Regions from separate parts of the Homo sapiens genome. Here region 1 is linked to region 2. A link is a loop called in an ENCODE intact Hi-C map of the cell type or tissue named here. Cell type or tissue: CD4-positive, alpha-beta T cell. All regions are shown on one strand. Region 1 has its middle 12 kb from the start of OR4C11. Region 2 holds the start of OR4C6 (olfactory receptor family 4 subfamily C member 6).

Evidence for each region. Hi-C counts contacts between places; a loop is a spot of excess contacts. Peaks named below come from ENCODE experiments on the same cell type or tissue, not always from the same donor. Only the 100,000 strongest peaks of a DNase experiment are listed, where the experiment ranks them.
Region 1: a loop joins it to region 2, with 25 times the contacts of the local background. A loop is called at or near these places in 12 of 110 quality-filtered maps.

The regions. Positions count from the first base shown.
Region 1 is chr11:55,593,499-55,598,498 of GRCh38, reverse strand. No RefSeq gene overlaps it. Among named protein-coding and RNA genes, the nearest start is that of OR4C11, 12 kb to the left of the region's middle. In CD4-positive, alpha-beta T cell, no CTCF peak of the experiment used is centred here; no DNase peak of the experiment used is centred here.
Region 2 is chr11:55,661,713-55,666,712 of GRCh38, reverse strand. It overlaps OR4C6 (olfactory receptor family 4 subfamily C member 6), which reads right to left and starts at 4,512. Exons shown (of 2, transcript NM_001004704.2): 1 at 4,465-4,512; 2 at 617-1,588. The coding sequence starts at 1,546. The coding sequence ends at 617. In CD4-positive, alpha-beta T cell, no CTCF peak of the experiment used is centred here; no DNase peak of the experiment used is centred here.

The DNA of each region.
Region 1 (5,000 bases), 68 kb after region 2:
TTCATCTCACTGGGGAATGTTGGAAAGTGGGTGCAGGACAGTGGGTGCAGCACACTGAGCATGAGCCGAAGCAGGGTGAAGCATCGCCTCACCTGGGAAGCACAAGGGGTCTGGAAATTCCCTTTCCTAGGCAAAGAAAGAGGTGACAGATGGCACCTGGAAAATTGGGTTACTCTCACCCTAGTACTCCGCTTTTCCAACAGGCTTAGCAAACTTCACACCAGATTCTATCCCGCAACTGGCTAGGATAGACCAATAACAGGCTCTGAAATTGCAGCAATAATTAATAGCCTACCAACCAAAAAAAGTCCAGGACAAGATGGATTCACAGCCGAATTCTACCAGTGGTACAAGGAGGAGCTGGTACCATTCCTTCTGAAGCTATTCCAATCAATAGAAAAAGAGGGAATCCTCCCTAACTCATTTTGTGAGGCCAGCATACTGCTGATACCAAAGCCTGGCAGAGATACAACAAAAAAAGAGAATTTTAGACCAATATCCCTGATGAACATCGATGCAGAAATACTCAATAAACTACTGGCAAACAAAATCCAGCAGCACATCAAAAAGCTTATCCACCATGATCAAGTGGGCTTCATCCCTAGGATGCAAGGCCCGTTCAACAGACACAAATCAATAAACCTAATCCAGCATATAAACAGAACCAAAGACAAAAACCACATGATTATCTCAATAGATGCAGAAAAGGCCTTTGACAAAATTCAACAATGCTTCATGCTAAAAACTGTCAATAAATTAGGTATTGATGGGACATATCTCAAAATAATAAGAGCTATCTATGACAAACCCACAGCCAATATCATACTGAATGGGCAAAAACTGGAAGCATTCCCTTTGAAAACTGGCACAAGACAGGGATGCCCTCTCTCACAACTCCTATTGAACATAGTGTTGGAAGTTCTGGCCAGGGCAATCAGGCAGGAGAAGGAAATAAAGGGTATTCAATTAGGAAAAGAGGAAGTCAAATTGTCCTTGTTTGCAGATGACATGATTGTATATCCAGAAAACACCATCATCTCAGCCCAAAATCTCCTTCAGCTGATAGGCAACTTGAGCAAAGTGTCAGGATACAAAATCAATGTGTAAAAATCACAAACATTCTTATACACCAATAACAGACAAACAGAGAGCCAAATCATGAGTGAACTCCCATTCACAATTGCTTCAAAGAGAATAAAATACCTAGGGATCCAACTTACAAGGGATGTGAAGGACCTCTTCAAGGAGACCTACAAACCACTGCTTAATGAAATAAAAGAAGATACAAGCAAAGGGAAGAGCATTCTATGCTCATAGGTAGGAAGAATCAATATCGTGAAAATGGCCATACTGCCCAAGGTAATTTATAGATTAAATGCCATCCCCGTCAAGCTACCAATGACTTTCTTCACAGAACTGGAAAAAACTACTTTAAAGTTCATATGTAACCAAAAACTAGCCCACATTGCCAAGTCAATCTGAAGCCAAAAGAACAAAGCTGGAGGCCCCATGCTACCTGACTTCAAACTATAATACAAGGCTACTGTAACCAAAACAGCATGGTACTGGTACCGAAACAGAGATATATATCAATGAAACAGAACAGAGCCCTCAGAAATAATGCTGCATATCTACAACCATCTGATCTTGGACAAACCTGACAAAAGCAAGAAATGGGGAAAGGATTCCCTATTTAATAAATGGTGCTGGGAAAACTGGCTAGCCATATGTAGAAAGCTGAAACTAGATCTCTTCCTTACACCGTATACAAAAATTAATTCAAGATGGATTAAAGACTTAAATGTTAGACCTAAAAACATAAAAACCCTAGAGGAAACCTAGGCAATATCATTCAGTACATAGGCATGGACAAGCTCTTCATGTCTAAAACAACAAAAGCAATGGCAACAAAAGCCAAAATTGACAAATGGAATTTAATTAAACTCAAGAGCTTCTGCACAGCAAAAGATACTACCATCAGAGTACACAGGCAACCAACAGAATGGGAGAAAATTTTCGCAACCTACTCATCTGACAAAGGGCTAATATCCAGAATCTACAATGAACTCAAACAAATTTACAAGAAAAAAACAAAACCCCATCAACAAGTGGGCAAAGATATGAACAGATACTTCTCAAAAGAAGATATTTATGCAGCCAAAAGACACATGAAAAAGTGCTCATCATCACTGGCCATCAGAGAAATGCAAATCAAAACCACAATGAGATACCATCTCACACCATTTAGAATGGTAATCATTAAAAAGTCAGGGAACAACAGGTGCTGGAGAGGATGTGGAGAATTAGGAAATCTTTTACACTGTTGGTGGGACTGTAAACTAGTTCAACCATTGTGGAAGTCAGTGTGGCGATTCCTCAGGGATCTAGAACTAGAAATACCATTTGACCCAGCCATCCCATTACTGGATATATATCCAAAGGATTATAAATCATGCTGCTATAAAGACACATGCACACCTATGTTTATTGCAGCACTATTCACAATAACAAAGACTTGGAACCAAGCCAAGTGTCCAACAATGATAGACTGGATTAAGAAAATGTGGCACATATACACCATAGAATACTATGCAGCCATAAAAAATGATGAGTTCATGTCCTTTGTAGAGAAATAGATGAAGCTGGAAACAATCATTCTCAGCAAACTATCGCAAGGACAAAAAACCAAACACCGCCTGTTGTCGCTCATAGGTGGGAATTGAACAATGAGAACACATGGACACAGGAAGGGGAACATCACACACCAGGGCCTGTTGTGGGGTGGGGGGAGGGGAGAGGGATAGCATTAGGAAATATATCTAATGTTAAATGACAAGTTACTGGGTGCAGCACACCACCATGGCACATGTATACATATGTAAATAACCTGCACATTGTGCACATGTACCCTAAAACTTAAAGTATAAAAAGAAATGCACACTGAAAGAAGCCCAAATACAGCTTTCAGAAGATTTTTCAGCACAAACTCTTTAGGCAAGAAGAAATTGGGGTTACATATCCAACGTGCTGAAAACAAACAAACAAACAAACAGTCAACTAAGAATACTTTACCTGGCAAATCTGTTCTTCAGAAAAAAAGGAGAAATAAAAACGTTCCCAGACAAACAAAAGTTAAGGGAGTTCATCACCAGGAGGTCTTCAGAGGAATTACCAAAAGTCTAAAATTTATGACATGACACATATGAAACTAAAAATATGTCAACGGCATAAGTAATTCATACTCAGAGTTCTCTAATACTGTAAGGTTAGTGTGTAAAAAAAGTTGTATCACTACGTAAGTTTTAAAAGACAAAACTATTGAAAACAACTGTAGCTACAATAAATTGTTAAGGCATAAAAATTACAAAAACAAATATAAATGTTGACATCAAAATCCTAAAAAGTGAATGGGATGAAAGTATAGAGTTTTTCTATGCAATGAAAGGAAAGTTGTTATCAGCTCAAAGTATACTGTTATAAGATTAAGATATTTTATGTAAGCTCCATGTTTACCATGAAGCAAAAACCTGTAGTATTTGCACCTAACATGAAAAGGACTCAAAGCACACCACCACATAAAACCTTCAAACTACAAAAGAAGACAAGACAGGAAGAATCAAAAGATCTGAAAAAAATGAAAAAAGTAAAAAAATCAGAACACAAATTGTAAATGGCAGTAGTAAGTTCTTACCTATTGATAGTTACCTTAAATATAAATGAGTTATATTCTCCAATAAAAACATTTACAGCAACTGATTGGATTAAAAAACAATATACAACAATATGCTGCCTATAAGAGACTCATTTTACTAGTAAGAACACACATAAATTAAAAGTGAAGGGATGGAAGAAAATATTCCATGCAAATGGAAACCAAAAGAAAGCAGAGGTGGCTATATTTATATCTCAAAATAAGCCTTTAGCCAAAAACTGTGAAAAGAGACAAAGAAGATAATTCTATTAATATAATGATAAAAGGATAAATTCACCAAGAGACATAACAATTAACTATGACTGCACCCAATTGAACAGCAGAGCATCTAAATACATAAAGAAATTGTTAGCCAGGTGTGGTGACTCATACCTATAGTCCCAGCTACTCTGCAGGATAAGGCAGAAGTATCACTGAGTCCAGGAGTTCGAGGCTGCAGTGAGCTATGATAGCATCACTAGACTTCAACCTGGACTCCAGTCCTGTCTCAAAAAATAAAAATAAAAATAAATAATTTGGATAATATTGAATATTGAAAAAAATAAAAATAAATAATTTTAAAAATCCATTATTTAGTGTTCTGAAGGGAGAGAGTCTGACATAAAATAATAGCACCTCATGTTTAAAAATGAACAGGTCCACTGAAACAAGACAAGGATGTCCATTCTCAAAATTTATTTTTATATTTAAATTAGTACTGAAAGTATTAGCCAGATCAATTAGGCAAGATAAAGAAATAAAAGACATCCAAATGGGAAAAGAGAAGCACAATTATGCCTGTTTAAAGATGACATAACAAAATACAAAAACAAATACAAACATGCTAGACCTCAAAAAATACCGTAAAGTTGCTGAACACAAGTCAATATACAAAATTTAGTTGAATTTCTGTACACTAATGACAAAATCACTGGAAAAGATATTAAGAAAACAATCCCATTTAGTATAGCATCAAAAATAATAAAATTATTTTATTTTATTTTATTTTTATTATTATTTTTGTAAGACAGGGTCTCACTCTGTTGCCTAGGGTTAGAGTGCAGTGGTGCAATCATGGCTCGCTGCAGCCTCAATCTCCTGGATTCAACCCATCCTCCAGCCTCAGCATCCCAAATAGCTGAGACTACATGCATGCACCACCTACCCAGCTATTTTTTTAAATTCTTAATTATTATTTTTTGTGTGTGGAGACAAGATCTCACTATATTGCCCAGGCTTGCCTCAAACTCCCGAGGTTAAAGGATCATCCTGCTTCCATCTCCCATAGTGCTAGGATTACAGGAATGCA
Region 2 (5,000 bases):
TTAAATATCTCTTTTTCAAATAGTCATTTTCCTTATACAATTTATTCACCTATTGATTCAAACTTCTAATCACATCACTCATTAAATTATTGAATATATATTATATTATTGATATTTGTTTCTAAGACAATGGGAAGCTAGGGAAGGGTATAAAGCAGTAAAGTATCATAATATCTAATTTGCACAGAATCTGAATCATAAACCCAGTTTTACAATTTTAAAAGCTTCCTCTCTGCCGGGCACAGAGCTCATGTCTGTAATCCCAGCACTTTGGGAGGTAGAGGCAGGGGAATCACTTGCGCTCGGGAGTTCAAGACCAGCTTTGGCAACAGGGTGAAATTCCATCCTACTGAATATAAAAAAATTAGCCGGGTGTCATGGCACGTGCCTGTAGTCCCAGCTACTGGGGAGGCTAAGGCAGAATAATCACCCAGGAGGTGGAGACTGCAGAGCCAAGATAGTGCCACCGCACTCCAGCCTGGGTGACACAGTGAGACTCTGTCTCAAAAAAAGCTTCCTTTGACAGCCACCGAGGAATGGACAGTTTTAGCTCTTACACATTTCTGAAAGAATGACTTCTCCTTTTGGGAAATACATGATGTTCTCAGCATTGCAGTTATTTCCCAGCCAAAGCCTCCCATTTCATCCAGAGTTTCTTCATGGCACTTTTCACCTCTGCATTCCTCAGTGTATAGATCAAGGGATTTAACATGGGTGTGATGATTGAGTCTGACACAGCCATTGCCTTGTCTATGGGGTGAGTGACCACAGGCCTCATGTACAAGAAAATACAGGGGACAAAGAACAATACAACCACCGTGAGGTGGGAGCTGCAGGTAGAGAGGGCTTTGTGCCGCCCTTTAGAGCTGTAAGACTTCAGGGAGCATAGGATGACCGTGTAGGACGCAATTAAGATAAGAAAGATGGCCACACACATCATCCCACTGTTGAGGGTAACTAAGAGGCCCAGGATGTGGGTGTCCGTGCAGGCAAGTGTCAACAACTGAAACAAATCACATATAAAGTGATCTATGATATTAGGACCACAGAAGGGTATTTGATACATGAAGAGAAGTTGTATCATTGCGTGCATAAATCCCCCCACCCAAGCCCCTCCTACCATTAGGCAGCACACCCGTGGACTCATGATGATCGTGTAGTGCAGGGGCTTACAGATGGCCACGTAGCGGTCATAGGCCATCACAGTGAGGAGGATGATCCCCACACCACCAAAGAAATGCTCCACAAACAGCTGGGTGAGGCAGCCTTTGAGAGAGATGGTAGTGCTCTTGGAGAGGGTGTCTACAATCACCTTGGGGGCAACGACAGATGAGAACATGACATCCAAAAGGGACAAGAAGGTAAGAAAAAAATACATAGGTGACCTCAGACTCTGACTTGTGATAATAGTTACCACAATAAGTAGATTTTCCAGCACTGTGGCTACATACATGACAAGAAACACAGCAGAAAATATTTTCCACAGCTCCAGGTTCTCTGTGAGACCCAGAAGAATGAATTCAGTCACATTGTTTTGATTTTCCATTTCTCAGGTGTTGATATGAGTTCCAGCTGAGAGTTGAGAATCCTAAATAAGCAAGATATGATTTATAATTAGTGACTAATTTGGCTTCTTGTATTTCCAGGACCTCAGGGAATTTGTTCTTTGTTTTTACCCATGTATTCTCCATCTAGGCATTTGACTTCTAAGAATGTGCTAAATAAATAATTTAAAAGGGAAATACTTTATTTATGCAAGGCTTCCCCAAGCCTTTTCTCCTCCCTTTCTAAATTGTGTTTCTATGTGAAATAGATTTTTTCCTCCTTGTCCTACCTTTATAATAGTTATTATTAATAGATAACTTTTTTAGCACCTACCTCACCTTGGAGGCAATTCCTTATTCCAGGCATTAGAATAATTCTATGATTGGCTTTGTTTTACAGAAACAGGAACGTACTCTCATACAGTTTAGGAACCTTAAGCAAGGTCACATAGCTCTTCAGTAGTGAAGCTAGAATTTGGACCTTATATTCTGATGCCGGAATCAGTACCCTCAAATATCAATACAGCTTCTCTAGTAATTATGCTGTGAGATTTATCATTCACCAATCACTATGCTAAGTATATTACAATTATTATCCTGCTTATCTTAAAAATAATGTGATGAAGTAGGTTATTCTTGTGCTTTTTAAAAAAATATTGATTCTTTTCCAATTGTGTGCTTTTCTTCTAAATTTTAAATGATCATCATATACCTAAAAGTAGTTACTATATAATCCCTGACTTCATTGTTCAGTAATGAAGATTATAAACCATCATGGTTCAGCAAAACTCCAGATCCCCAATACAACTGACTTGAACCTTGAATTAGCCTGAGTCATTCCTTTCAGTTTCCTCTGTTTCCTAAATGGAACAAAGGATTTCAGAGCATAATGACAACAACTAAGCAATTAGCTTTTAGGCTAACAATGCTGCTGGGCACTATGCCAGATATGTTAGCCATATTATTTCATTTAAACCTCATGATACCACATGAGGTAGGTACCTATACTACTCCCATCGTAAAGAGAGACCAAAGCCCTTAGGAGTTAAATATCTTGCACGAGATTATATAACTATTTTGTGGTGGAGCTGGCATTTTGCTCACACGGCTTCGATTCATACCTAGTATATCCCACCACATGAGAAGAGAAGAATAGATTGTATTTCAGGGAAGTTACTACTGCAACCAAGAGAAAAACCTGCAGTAAAGAATGCCTCATATTACTAGGGACTATAAAGCAGACCTGGATGCCACATCTAAGAAATTTTGCAAAAAGCAAAGCTTCACATTGATATTTGGATTATGCCCCTCTGTTAATGCTAAGAAGTCACTCCTGCTTTTCAGTAGCCCACTCCACCCCCATCCCTTACACTGAATGCAGAACAACCACAGGAAACTGTGGAAGTGCCATATATTACTTAATCTCATCCTCTCCTCCCTAGCCCCAGGACTGAGTACTTTCTTGCAACAATCCTTGTGAAGTTAAAGGAACGCTGGCTTGGGAGTCAATAAATGACAAGTAGATTTTATTCCACTTTGCATCACTAACTTAATCTGTATTTGAGCATGCTGCTGGCATCTCCGAAACCTGGTTTTCTCATCTGCAGTATAAGGATGGTTTCCTAGATGAGTATCAGCAGGACTGGCTCTGTCCTCTTCAAACACAAACACTCAGTTGTTATTTGCATTAATTGTTTATGTCTCTGGGTAGGATTTCCTTAGAGGGGTTGTTCATTTCATGTTCAGAAAAATGAAAGCCGCTATTCTAGAATATATATGCCCTGTCTGTCCTTAAGTTTGGGACCTAGTATGACCCTGTGTTGATACGGAACAGAATTGAACTTTTCCAACTGACATTCAGGTCTCATCACCAGCCCCTTTTCTCTTACTGTTTGGACTTCATTTCTCATGTGCTTCACTGTATTTATTCCACCATCAGTCCCACTTACTTCCTGCCAGACTCATACCCTGTTATTTTTTTCCATACTTAATCTTCTGTTCAAAGGGTATGTTCCTGAATTCAGACACAGCAAACCTACCTCTAAGTCCTAGCCAGGCTACATACTGGCTTTGTAATCTCAACCTCCCCAGTCCTCAATTTCTGCAACAGCACAATTAGTGAAAGAGAAGCCATAGCTACCATGTTTGTATTACTTACTGATTATGGGCAATGACTAAACATCTTTTTCTCATTTGATTATCATGAACGGCCATATGAAATAAGTATTATGACTGGATTTTCTGAAGCAGCAACTGAGGCTTAGAGAAATTGCATAGCTGCCTCACAGTTTCTTGCAGGCATGTGACTAACTCCGATGCCCAGGCTACCAACTCCTTTGCCTCACAGCGCCCCAGTATTTTCACCTGATGGCTCACAAAACTGCTGTGAAGGCTAATGGAGGTAATACCCATAAAGGGTGGGAGTGCAGTATTCGTGTTGGTTTTCCTGATCATGTCACATGTCTGTAAAGTCCAGGCTTGCCTAGTGCCTCTGTCTATGCCCTCAGTCAACCAATTCTCCCCACTGCCTACCGCCACTTTCACCAGTCTGAATATTTCTCCACCCACTCACAAGATGTGTTTTCTATATATCATTACTTTATGTTTATTACATGTTTCTCTTATTTCCATAAGCAAATGCTTAAGAATTGCTACTTCTTCCACATATCTCAGAGTTCCTGGGAATAGTAAAGTTGCAGTGGACATCAATATCATTTATCAATTGGAAGGAAACTGCAGTGAGCAGTGGGACATAGATAATGCTGGTGCCAGCCCATCCTCCATGTGTGAAAGTAAATCTCTTCTAGAGTCTGGTTGCTATTTCCCTATCCAATAAGCTCAATGATGACATTTTCTAACTGTCATCTTTTACCCTGTGTATTCCTAGACAATTCAGCCTACATCAATAATTAAACTGTACCTTGAACTTCCAGTTCAATCTTGAATCACACCATCAGCCACCTTCATGGCATGTTCTTGCACGGTAGGTAGTAAGGAATTCTTTTTTAAAGAGCTGTTCTAGGAAAGACAGAGGCAATTATAATTAATTCTTCATAGTTCCCTCACTTTTCCTACTAATTTAAGTAGACAACAGATAATCCAAAAAATTGTCAAATGTGACCTATTTTCTTAAATAAAGGGCAGGTAAAATAATGACAATAGAAATAACTGTTGAATAGAAATAACTGAACTGTTTTCATAAAGAAATGAAAGAAAAGAAATGATTTAAGCCTTAAAGCTAGACTGTGGCTAAGATAAAGTAAGACCAGGGGCTACTCCCAGCAGGTGGAGCAGATGTACAAAGGCCCAGAGGAGGGACAAAGGGACTTTGTGCAGTGTAAAACACAGAGCAAGGAATGTGAGTCACATACACCAGGTTCTAATTTTGACTTCTGGAACACTTTTCAATTTATTAAGGATGACTTATTCTTTCATATGTGCATTTGTACTTAGAAA